Regions from separate parts of the Homo sapiens genome. Here region 1 is linked to region 2. Evidence: chromatin contacts called from ENCODE Hi-C or POLR2A ChIA-PET data. All regions are on one chromosome and are shown on one strand. Each heading gives the region's core, a stretch centred on a gene start or an enhancer-like site at or near the end of the contact. The rest is flanking DNA. Distances are from core to core; before and after follow the strand shown.

Evidence for each region. Hi-C counts contacts between places; a loop is a spot of excess contacts on that map. ChIA-PET counts read pairs that join two places held with the same protein, here RNA polymerase II (POLR2A). Pooled maps may share reads with other maps.
Region 1: a pooled map shows a loop between it and region 2 (2.3-fold over the local background). The contact joins two enhancer-like sites. A Hi-C loop is called at or near these places in 2 of 168 maps with a recorded cell type or tissue (chondrocyte and sigmoid colon) and 9 of 50 pooled maps. POLR2A ChIA-PET finds 5 or more read pairs at or near these places in 3 of 52 experiments (GM10248, WTC11 and naive thymus-derived CD4-positive, alpha-beta T cell).

The regions. Positions count from the first base shown.
Region 1 is chr4:102,427,616-102,434,026 of GRCh38, forward strand. All of the region lies in intron 2 of NFKB1-AS1 (NFKB1 antisense RNA 1), which reads right to left. Among named protein-coding and RNA genes, the nearest start is that of NFKB1, 71 kb to the right of the region's middle. Within about 2 kb of position 3,565, at least 31 of the 41 ENCODE cell types and tissues checked have a DNase peak (open chromatin) inside an H3K27ac peak, as active enhancers do.
Region 2 is chr4:102,584,899-102,590,906 of GRCh38, forward strand. All of the region lies in intron 11 of NFKB1 (nuclear factor kappa B subunit 1), which reads left to right. Among named protein-coding and RNA genes, the nearest start is that of NFKB1-AS1, 85 kb to the left of the region's middle. RefSeq lists an enhancer at 1,392-1,461 and a silencer at 1,962-2,011. Within about 2 kb of position 1,938, at least 4 of the 41 ENCODE cell types and tissues checked have a DNase peak (open chromatin) inside an H3K27ac peak, as active enhancers do.

The DNA of each region.
Region 1 (6,411 bases), core at 2,315-4,814, 160 kb before region 2:
TTAGTAAGGGGCACATTTCACAAGTAATTTTCTCTAGAGGGTTCACTGAGAAGCTTTCAAACTCAGACATTTCTCAGATGGATTTCTGAGATTTTTCTCGGGGTAATTCTGCTTTGAAAATCTTCCAGGCTAAAATTGCCAAAGCCACGGTCTACAGTGTAGACCTTTGGAACTTTGTTGATTGATCTGCCCCTATCCTGGAGCAGACCCAGAATTGTATTCTGAGAAAAATCTATTAACTGTCTATAGTGCTCCTAGGCCTTCTCCATGCAGAGGTAGGCCAATGTCTATTCAAGACAAAGTCTAGCTTAGGCACCTTAATTTTCATAAGGGGACATTAACCTTTTTCTCTTTGCTCAATTGATCTCTAAAATACATACTTTTTGAAGTATATTAGCTTTATAATACATGTGCTTCAATCATAACACCAAATAATTGCTCTAAGGCATTTTTCAGATAATAAAATACCTGACAGTCACTACCCAGCTTTTATCAAAAGACGTAAGAAATAATATTCATAGAGAATCCATAATTAATTCATAATTCAAGGAGATAAAGTCTACCCAGCCCAACAAATAGTTTAGATTTTTATCCCTGGATCAATCCAGGCATGCGATGTGGCTGAAGTATAAGTTACGGGAAGGGAGAGGCTGGAGAAGGTTGTAAAGAGACAGCCAGGCTTGGGATTATATTTCAAAGGCCTTATAGCCCATTTATTCAGTCACCATGAAATGCTGTGTCATCAAAGGATTTCAGATAGGTAGGACGCTGTTACATAAGACCAGGTAAAAGGTGATTAGTATCTTAGCAGAAACAGTTATAATTTGAATTTAAATTCAATAGGACTGAAAATTGGTTGAATGTAGGAGACAAAGGAAAACAGTCAAGATGACTCCCGTAGCATGGGCCCTGAATGGAGAATACAGAAGAAACAGGTTGGGGCAAGAAGTTAATAAGCTCAGTGTTAAAAATGCTGAGTTTGATACCCCATAGAGTATCCCCAGAAATGACTTACTGAGTTATTCATGAATCTGAAGCTTGGAGGATATGGGCTGGTGATACAGGTTTGAGAATCATCAGCAAATAAAAGACAATTAAAACTATAACAGCTACCTACCTGCTATGTCTCCTAGGCCAAGTCACCTCTCTATGCCTCCATTTTCTGATTTGTAAAGTGAAGATTATCATACCTAATTGAGGGTTACTTAAGAAAATTACTATACTTTTGCTTAGTATGCTCTTGATATATGTCAGTTGTTTAAAAAACTAAATTAATTGCCAAGATTGCCTTGCAAGACCACATAGAACAATGGTTATTACACTTTTGGAGAGAAATTAATGCTTTTGAGAATAGCTGTAAACTATGGACTTTCTTATTAGAAAATTACACATAATCAAAGACCCAAATTTTTGCACAGAATTTCAGGAGGCCTGTGGATCACTAAAGAACCTGGGTTTAAAATTTTTTGATGTACAAGGGGAAGAGGGAAAATCTGAGAATCAAACAGGAAAAAAAAAATTATGAAATGAGCAGATTAGGAGAAGACCAAGAAGAGATTATCAGAAAGCGGCAAACATCAAACAGTTTCAAGAAGAGGCTGTGACCAATTTTCCCAAATTTGGCAAGTAGGGCCAATAAGATGAGTTAAAATGATCATTGGCAACATTCACGAATTGTATTAGTCTAGTGATGGGAGAGAAAATTAGAGATCAGTCAGTTAAGGAGTGAAAAGGGAGTGGAAAAGCAGTGGCAACTCATGGACAAAAAGGAAGAAAAAAGATGGAATGAAAGACAAAAGAGAATTTGTGGTCAAGAAAGGGCTGACTTTCTGTTTGCTGTGTTTGTTTTGTTTTGTGGTCATGAGAATTTATTTTTTGTTGTTTTGGGGTATTTCGTTTGTTCATTTTTTAAGGATGAGAAAGATTTGGGGTGTATGGACTCAGGATTGGAGCCAACAGAAGGGCTAAGGTGGAAGATAAGAACAGAGTGGGAATGACTGATGAAGCAACATTCCAGGAATGGAGATGGGGAGGAAAGAAATGGAATCAAGGGCTCCAGGAGAGGGCTTGGCTTTGTGCTAGAAGGACACATCATCCTCCAAATATGTGGAAAGGAGTTAAGAAAGTGTCTATATATTAGTAAGTGCTGGGCAGGGTGGACAATTGATGGATGACTGTAACTTTCTCAAGTAAGAAACAAGGTGGTTTTTGGGAGCCTGAGGCAGGAGAATCGCTTGAACCCGGAAGGCGGAGGTTGCAGTTAGCCAAGATCGCGTCACTGCACTGCAGCCTGGCGACACAGCGAGACTCCATCTCAAAAAAAAAAAAAAAAAAGAAAAAAAAGCAGATTAACAAGGTGGTTTACTGAGAACATTGGCAGTTAAATGTTGAGGAAATGATGAAGATTTGGAATAGAAGCCAAAGAGGATGATAAAGAAAGCTAAGCAAAACAAGTAAACTTGTATTACTCTGGATTAAGCTCTTGGAACTCATTTCTCATAAGTTTTTAAAATCTTGATAACCACTGATGAGAGAATACACCAAATAAGTATTTTGGCAATTAGTCTTCCTATTTCACTAGCAATTGTGTTTAGATAAAAATCATTATAATTACATCTTAAGCTTCTTGTAATACATTAGACTTACAAAACTGCAAACACTATACTAGATATTATGTATGTATATATTATATTATATTATATAGATCATATACATTATGTGATACTAAATGCCAAAATTTTACTTGATGTTTTGAAGTGCTTAGTGTTGTTCAATGCTTACTTTAGCCAGCTGTTATGTTTTCAGACAGTGATTTGCTTTAGTCTTCTCTTCCTTGCAGAATCATAAGGAACCTTAGCTTATGAGAGCAGTTTCTTCAAGAATCTGCTTATTAGAGTAAATAGAATGAATTTCATTTCGTACAGTTACTACTACAACATTTGATGATACCAAAAGCAAAGTGAAACCTGAAGCATGCTCACATAATAAATTACAAAATTTTCCATATGAAGCATTCTTTATTTTCTGAACCCAAAGCTCTGTGTCCCTTTGTAATGAATCAGCATCTCAGGCAAATGTTCTTGTGAGGAGGCAAATTTTTCCCACTGGATTTAGCACTTAAAACAGAAGTTGTCCCCACCACCACCACACTTTCTAAATACAAAGAGCCCTGTTATAAGATAGTCTCATCTGAGTTGTTTTTCTTTTTTCTTTTAGATTATGTGGGAAATGTGTTGCATATTTGCATTTAGTATTTGTGCAAATGTTTTAAACCTTTTTCTCCGTGTTGAAGCTGGTTTCGGTTATAGTTATCCGAATAAGGGGGGGAAAGAGGTGAAAGGACAATATAGTTTAAAGTATTTAAAGCCCTAAAACTTCACAAACCAGGAATTAAATATAAAGGTATTCGAGTTTTTTCTGACTTATGAAAATTTAAAGAGCAGTACCGGCCGGGCGCGGTGGCTCACTCCTGTAATCCCAACGCTTTGGGAGGCCGAGGCGGGCGGATCACGAGGTCAGGAGATGGAGACCATCCTGGCTAACACGGTGAAACCCCGTCTCTACTAAAACTACAAAAAAATTAGCCGGGCGTGGTAGCGGGCGCCTGTAGTCCTAGCTACTCCGGACGCTGAGGGAGGCTGAGGCGGGAGAATGGCGTGAACCCGGGAGGCGGAGCTTGCAGTGAGCTGAGATCGCGCCACTGCACTCCAGCCTGGGCGAGAGAGATTCCGCCTCAAAAAAAAAAAAAAAAAAAAAAAAGAGCAGTACCAAAAATATGTAAGGTTTTCTTAGAAAATATAAAGTGCTAACCTAAAAAGGAAAATAATGTATTTGCCACATTTAACAAACACTTATGGACCAAGATAAAACAGATAGCCCATAAATTTGGCGTTGTCCCTTTAATGTACATGTCTATAGTGCCACCATGTGGTACTACCGGTGTTGTAAATATTTCTAAATACAGTAATTCAGATATTCTGAAAGTTAGACACTAGATGGCAGTATATTTCCCTTTAAAATTGTTTATTCATGTTCAAAGGCAGTATCTATTTTTTATGGTATAACTTTGTTGAAAAGTAAAAAAAATTACTACAGTTTTTAAAATAATATGCTTTGTAACATAGACTGATTGCATTAAAAAGTATGCTTTTAATCATCATTTATTTCTCAAATAGAAGCAAAATATTAAAATAACTACTTGCTTCCTTTATTAGCATGCCCAACCTAGGCAAAAGAATCTCACCAATTTTTTCTTCTTCTACTAAAGTCCTGTGATTAGCACAGTAGGATCCAACTGTATTGATTCTATATAATTACTAATTAACAAAATTTTACTAAGTAAAGACTTAGAGGCAGAAAAAACAATGAGAAATTTAGGCAACGAGTCAGCTTAGGTTCATTTATGTACTGTCTTCAATGGCTAAAGAAGAAATATTGGCAGGGGAGGGCTATGACTTTCATTCTATCTCCCTTTTATCCTGCTTCTGAGGCTAAGGGCTCTTCCTAATTTATCCTGGCAATCAGAAAGAAATACTCTATGCCATCCTGAAATACAAATCCAAGATGCATTGTTCAGGAGGTTTTCCTAGTTGGAAACAGCAAGTGCTACATGATATATCAGCATCCAACAGAGCCATGGCTTTTTGTATAGAAATTTGTCTTTTCCTTAATATAAACAAAATCCAGATCTTCCAAAACTGTCAAAGGATCACCAGGCACACAAAAAACGTTAGCAGGAGCATGAAGCCCCAACTCTAGTTAATGTATTAATTTCTCCTTTGGGCTCTTGCTTCTGACATCTGCCTCTACTAGGTAGGTTTGAGACAAGAAGTAAAGGAATGCTCATTTACCTTTAATATCCTAGCCCATTTTTGGACAGAGACCCTGCCTTTAACACCAATAAGCAAAACTACAACAGAGCTAGCATATTTAAATGAGACTTAACTAAATAAAAAGGAATAACTATAGATTGCTTGATAGAAACAGAATTACATTAGTTCCATCAGAACTAGTTTCCTGATAGTTTTTATAATTAATATGTAAAAATATTTAACTATCCCCTTGATTTTTGAGTACTCACTGGGAGAAAATTAAACCATGTCCTTTCCCTGGAATGATTCTAATTCCTCACAAGAAAAAACTTGAGCTTGGAAACCTTGAGTCTTGATAGAATTTGATTACCTTTGAGATAGCATTGGGGGTGGAAGGTGGCAAGGAAATAGCCTTTTTGTGCTTTGGAACTAAAAATATGTAGAAGTGATCTTCACCAATAACCCTCTCCTCACACATATGCAGAAAATCAGGACTTTGGGAAGGTACATGAGGCAAGTGGGCTAAATTGTTTGAAAAGGGGCCTGTCATAATGGGTGGAGGGGTAAATGGCTGAGCTCAAGTACTCGAGTCCTCCAAGAAGAAGAGGGAGGACCAGGCTGCATGTTCCCACCCACTCCCATACAGATGGTGACCAAAACTTCACCCCCAAATTGAACAACACTCCTGAACAACCAAAGGGTCAAAGAAGAAATTTTAAAAAATAACTTGAGACAAACAAAAATGGCAACACAACATACCAAAACTTATCAGATGCAGCAAAAGCAGTTCTAAGAGAGAAGTTTATAGTGACAAATGCCAACATTAAGAAAAAGGAAAGTTCTCAGATAAACAGTCGAACTTTATACCTCAAGGTATAGAAAAGAATACCTTGAGGAACTAGAAAAAAAAAGAATAAACCAAACCCAAAGGTAGTAGAAGAAAGGAAATAATAAAGATTAGAGCAGAAATAAATGAAATAGAGACTAGAATAACAATAGAAAAGATCAACAAACTAAATGTTTTTTGAAAAGTTAAACAAATTTGACAAACCTTTAGCCAGACTAACCAAGAGAAAAAGAGAATACTCAAATAAAATTACAAGTGAAAAAGGAGGCATTACAATTAATACCACAGAAAGGCGAAAGGTGATGAGGCCACTATGAAAAATTATACACCGAATTGGATAACCTAGAAGAAATGGATAAATTCTTTTTAATATAAAACTTACCAAGACAGAATTAGGAAGAAATAGAAACTCTGAACAGACCAATACCAAGTAAGAAAATTGAATTACTGATAAAAAAAAAAAAATGTCCCACCAAAGAAAAGCCCAGTACCTGATGGCTTCACTGGTAAAATCTGCCAAACATTTAAAGAATAATTAATGCCAATTCTTCTCAAACTCTTTTAAAAATTTAAGAGAAGGAAACACTTCCAAAATTATTTTATGAGACCAACATTACCCTGTACTGAAGCCAGACAAAGAAATTATTTTAAAAAATTACAGGCCAATATCCCTGATTAATATAGATGCAAAAATCCTCAACACAAATAATACTAGCAAACTGAATTCAACAGGACATTAAAATGATCACATAC
Region 2 (6,008 bases), core at 688-3,187:
TGAGACAGAGTCTGACTCTGTTGCCCAGGCTGGAGTGCAATGGTGCAATCATAGCTCACTGCAACTTCGAACTCCTGGCCTCAAACAGTTCTCCTGCCCCAGCATCTCAAATAGCTGGGACTACAGGTGTGCGCCACCATGCCGGGCTAATTTTTTTTTTTTTTTACTTTTAATAGAAATGAGGACTTCCTACATTGTCCAGGCTGGCCTTAAACTCCTGGCCTTAAGCAGTCCTCCGGCCTTGGCCTCCCAAAGTGCTGGGATTACAGGCTTGAGCTGCCATGTCTTGCCATTGTGCTTGTTCTGAGAAGAGGACAAGCTAATTAGAAAAGATCAGTTAGTCACCTCCTTTGAACAGCTTTCTAGTAACAGGTCCCTGGATCCATGGTGCTTATTTTTAGAAGAGACAGTAGTATATTATTTTGAGGTCATGGAATTAGTCTAGCTTTTTAAAATAATGTTATTTCCACCAAGCTTATATGAGATTTAGACATTGAGAATTTGTCTTTGAATTTGAGAATCTAACATTTATTGACTAACTCAGAGTTCAAGCAGCTGAGATGAAAAAATCAGGCTTGCTGTTTAGGAGAATCAGCCAGTTAGTCAACCAGCCTCAGGCGGTGGAACAGAAAACTTGGCCAACATGCACTGTGAAACTATGAAAATGAGTAAGGCATCATTCTTTCTCTCACAAAAGATGCTTTAAGAAAGGGCACTCATAGGTTTCTTAAATAGTTATAATGTAAATTATGATTTTAATAAGTACCGAAAGTGAAGCATCCATAAAAATATAAGAGAATGTTGAAGAGAGAGCCCTTGGTCCCTTTATTCTAAAGCAGCCTCCAAAAAGAAGGCTTCGTCAAGGAGATATCATTTGGCCCTCAGCATTTGGGGTATATTTCAGCAGTTGGGTGTTAAACAGAGAAGGAGAGGGTTCTCTAGGTTTAAGTTACTTGAGGAGCTTAAAGAGAGAGGTAAACACAGCGTTTATGCAGAGGGAAAAAAGTGTTCTGAGCGCTCGGATGGACATGAAGGCCAATGTGGGTAAGGAAGGCCAGGGCCAGGCTAAAGAGGGCTGTGAATGGCAGCTTAAGAATTTTGCATTAATTCTGGAGAGGGATAGCCGGGCCTGCCTAGGTTTGGAATGATGGCTCTGACTTCTTTATGTCACCACTGAGGGTACCATTTAGGAGGCAGATGATGAGTCAGAAGAGTAATGCAAGAATCCAAGTGAGAAACAGTGCAGTTAGTAAAGGTCCTAGTGCCAGGAATGAAAGGAGATGGTGGACTTAAGAGAGAGTGCAGTGATACTGTGATACAGTGATACTGTCAAGAGGGCCTAGAGGTCGGAGGTGTAGGAGAGACGGGGAGTCATAGATGGGTCTAAGACTCCCTGACCAGGAAGCTTGTGATGTGGTTGACTTGATGAAAGGAACAAGGGAGCAAAAGTAGATTTGGGTGGGAAAAGAAGGAGCTCAGAGTAAAACATGTTATATTTTAGGTCCCTGTGGGAAAATCAAGTGTAAGTTCTTAGTAGGCAGATCAAAAGGCAGAACTGGAACTCAAGAGAGGACAGGGTGAGAAATTTAGCATTAGAATCATCTCAAAACGAGATATAACAGGCACCAACTGAGTCATCATTCAAAGGTATTTCTTAACCTAGAGTCCACTGACCCCCAAAGAGTCTGTGGATAGAAATGTACTTTGATATCATCAGCTTCTTTTATAATCCTGTTTTGTATTTTACATACTGAAAACCATGATTCTGAGAAGAGATCCATAGAGTTCACCAGACTGCAGAAGGGGCTGTGGCACAAACAAAATTAGAAACCCCTCAGTTGGAGGGAAGTGAGACTGGGAAGGGAGGTCAGTAAAATGATTGCCACGGGGCACCCAGATCCTTGCTGAGGTTGGAAACCGCAAAGGTGCAGCAGCAACAAGCCACATGGGTGGGTGTTGTCTCCTGTGAGAGCAAGATGTGATAGGTAATCTTTGAAGAGGGCTTTCCTTTCCTAGAATTCGTGCTGCCACAGGAGTGTTTAGAAAACGGTTCTACAAGTTCTTGTTTCTTTTCTGAGGTTGTGGCCTCTCCATTGTTTGGTCAGATTTGTAGTGCACTCTATATCCTGGTGGTTTGAAAACATTGTCAGCACAATAACTTTTCTTTCTTCACATGAGATTTCATACAAAATCCCAGTGTATGGACATGGTAGGCTTTGATTAAAATAGGGGTGAAGGGCCCTGCCAGCTCGGCCTTCCGAGAGGCTGTCCCACCTCTCCTTACTTCCCTATCAGGAGCTGCTGGAGGTCTTTTGAATGCTTCTGCCTACACAAAATGATGTGAAAATCACTGCTTTAATTTAAACACCCTTCTTTAAAAGTAGACACAGAAGAAAAATATGGATAATTTTTTTAGACTTTCTGAGGAAAAAAATAGATTTCTTCTCCAGAAATATGTCTTCAAATAATGCCAGTTTTTGCTAACACAGAGAATCATGAAGAAAGAAAACCCAGGTTACCTGTATGTGTATGAACCTAGAAACATTCAAAGCTCAGCTTGGTATCTAGGCTGCCTGTCTCCCTTTCCCAGTGGTATCTATGCCTCAGAAAAGTATGTTATAGTGGGGGTATATTCAGGTGATTACTTTAATGCCTCGTTATCATAGTAGGAACTATCCAATGCAGGGATTAGAGAATGGGGTCACCTGAAAGTTCAAAATTGCACCTGTATGCTTCATGCACCTACCTTCCAGGCTGTCATTGATGAAAAGCTTCATACAATACAAAGTTTAAGAACTGTCTGGAGAAATACTTACCCATTGAGCTCTGAAGGAAAGAATGGACAACATATATATATATGAGGACAACAAATTACTTGATTCTATAGAAACCTTCTGGATTATAAAAACTCAAGATAATAGGACCAAGGAGAAATAATCTGACCAGGCAATATAACTGGTCAGAAAAGTAGTAGGCCATTTAGCATTAGAGTAAGTAGATAGAAATGGATCCAAACTGTACAACCCAGGGAAACATTGCATACATTTCTCAGAAGTCATTGAACACACTTTTCCTTACCCCCAGTCTCTGTAGTCATTCCCTATCTCATTGCCTAATTTTATGTTCTTCATTATTTTTATCAATATGTAAACCTGTCTTATCTATTTATTTATGGGTCTATTGTCTTCCTACCACCCCGAGTACAAAGAATCTTCTTTAGGTCATAGACTATCTAGAACAGTATAAGTTGCATAGAAAATGCTCATTAAATATCTGTGGACTGACTTATTGATTGACCAGCCAAGCTGCCATCCATCCTCATCTATAAGGCTAGTAATATGTTGGGTATCATCAGGTAAGACATTATACATAAATATAAAGCATCATACAGAACCAGCCCGGAGCTTTGCATCCTCTATGGTCATCAACATTGTACTTCACAAAAAATTATTGGAGATGGTTGGGTCCAGGGGAGACGATCGAAATAATCAAGAGAAGGATGATTGGCAGAGGAGGAAGATAGTTGAGGAACTGCTGTACAAAAGCAAAAAAAAATAAAAAAAAAATAAAAGAGACCATAATGATTTTTCAGTCTGAAAGATGGAGATTAGGGATAAATAATCTTTAAATTATGAAAGGTATGGCCAAGATAAATGCAGTCACCTTTACTGGTAAACTAAAACCTGAAAAGTGAGAATGAGGTACTTTTAAGGCACATGCACAGAAATAGGTAGCAAACACTAGGAGATTATCCATATTTGTGAATTGAACTATTATCTAAAGTCATCAACTGTTATGTAAAGTCATTGATTATTAAAGTCACTGGTTATTATTATACAAAGCTATTTTGGAGTGTTTTCAAAAGAATGACAGCCTAACATAATGAAAACATCACTGCACTTTGAGACTGATCTTGACTCCATTGTGACCTCAGATAAGTCACCTAACCCCTCCTAGCTTCAGTTTCCTCTCCTGCAAAAGGAGAACTTGTAGTAAGTGGCTGCTTTGGTTCCTTCTAAAATAGGTTGATGTTTCATAGTACATCCCATGGTGCCATTGTCAAAAGCAGACCGCAAGGATAAATGATCCCTTGAATATGGAGTGTGAAAGTCTCCATATTCAATTCTGTGGAGATTCAAACAGCAGGTTCTTTTATAAAGCTTATGTGGAATGTTCTGTATCAGTTTCTTGTCATTGGAATCTTACTAGCTGTGTTATAATTAATATTTTGCCCTTAAAATTCCCATTTTACAGTGAAATACAGCCAATAAATATCTCTCTGCTTTAAAAGGTAAAATGAATACATAGAAAATACTAACTAGTCTCTTTGCTGGAATCCATGTCAATAGATAACATTTATTTCTGAAGATAAATAAGTTGCCTGCTTCCCTCTTGTGTTTCATATGTCTGCAGTGAACAGTAATGAGTATAGCTGTAAATTAGTTAAGATAGAACCGATGGGGAAATTATAAATCTGAATCTAAAACATATTTGATAAGTAAGTCAAAGTTTCTCCACTTAAAGGTCATCCCCTTCTAGTGGAAGCATATTTTTCTCAAAATTTGGCAACCTTGGTTTTTTTTTTTTCCTGGGAAGTCTGGAGATGCTCAGCTTTTAAACAACTATTAAAGTGTACTTTGTTACCCTGCTTTCCCCTGCTTCATCTTTCAACTGCAGTTAGATGATCATGAGATAATCAGTAAACAGAGACCTTCTATCTAGCCCTAAGATGACTGAAACAACCACAGAATTAGAAATAATCGAAGTTCTTTCTGAACATAAGCATGACAAAACTGACATTGAAGAATCAGAAATAGAATAATTGTTAAGGGTTCAGCACTAATCAAAAAAAAGAATACCTCATTGACTGTATTTAATTTGAAAAAACGAAATAAAACCTCCTTAACTGCTCCAGCCCAAAAAAAGAGAAGAAAGGTATATGATAGAAAAAGAAGAGAAAGAAAAGGAAACAGAAAGGAGAAACAAGAACACAGTAACACCACATAGGCAGTAACGGAACTCAAAAGGGCATTGGGGCTGGTGAGAAGCACAGATAGCGAGAAACAGAAAGATGAAAACAAAACAAAAAGAAAAGCAATCAGAAGTCTCAGAGGGCATCACTGTATTGTAGTCAAATAGTGGTCTTAGACTTTTAGCCCCAGTATCTCATCAGTCACCAGAGGTTACAGATCCCTTGGTTACTGTTTTTCTGGCATCCACCCCATTTTTATTATCCTGGTGACCACTAAGGAATGGGCCTCCATCACTTATGTCCGCATTGTCTCTGCCTCTCACTTTAACTCTTTAGTATGTCCCACACACACGTAAAAGATGAACTTCCTAAAATACCATCCCCTACACATTATTTCCCTGTTCAAAAACATTCAGCAGCTTTCTTGCCTGTAAGTTCATTCTCCGGGTGCTCCGCAGTGTTGTCCCAAACAGTTCCATTTCTCAGGAATTCCTTATACAGTCATAGCTTGTTTCTTTATATTTTGCAAATACTGTGATTTTTACAAATTGAAGGTTTGTGGCAATAGTGTCAAGAAAGTCTATTGGTGCCATTTTTCCCACAGCATGTACTCACTTTATGTCTCTGTGTCACATTTTGGTAATTCTCTCAATACTCGAAACTTTTCCATGATTATTATATCCATTATGGTGATCTGTGAACAGTGATCTTTGATGTTTTGGGGGTACCACAAGAAGTGTCCATGTAAGATGACAAACTTAATCGATAAATGTTCTGTGTGTTCTGACTGCTCTACTGACTGGCAATTCCTCCATCTCTCTCCCTCTCCTCAGGCTTCCCTATTCCCTATCACACAACCATATGGAAATTAGGCCAATTAATAACCTTACAGTGGCCTCCAAGTGTTCAAGTGAAAGGAAAAGTCACACCTCTCACTTGAAATCAAAAGCCAAAAATGATTAAGCTTAGTGAGGAAGGCATGTCAAAAGCTGAGATAAGCCCAAAGCTAGGCCTCTTGTGCCAGTTAGCCAAGGTT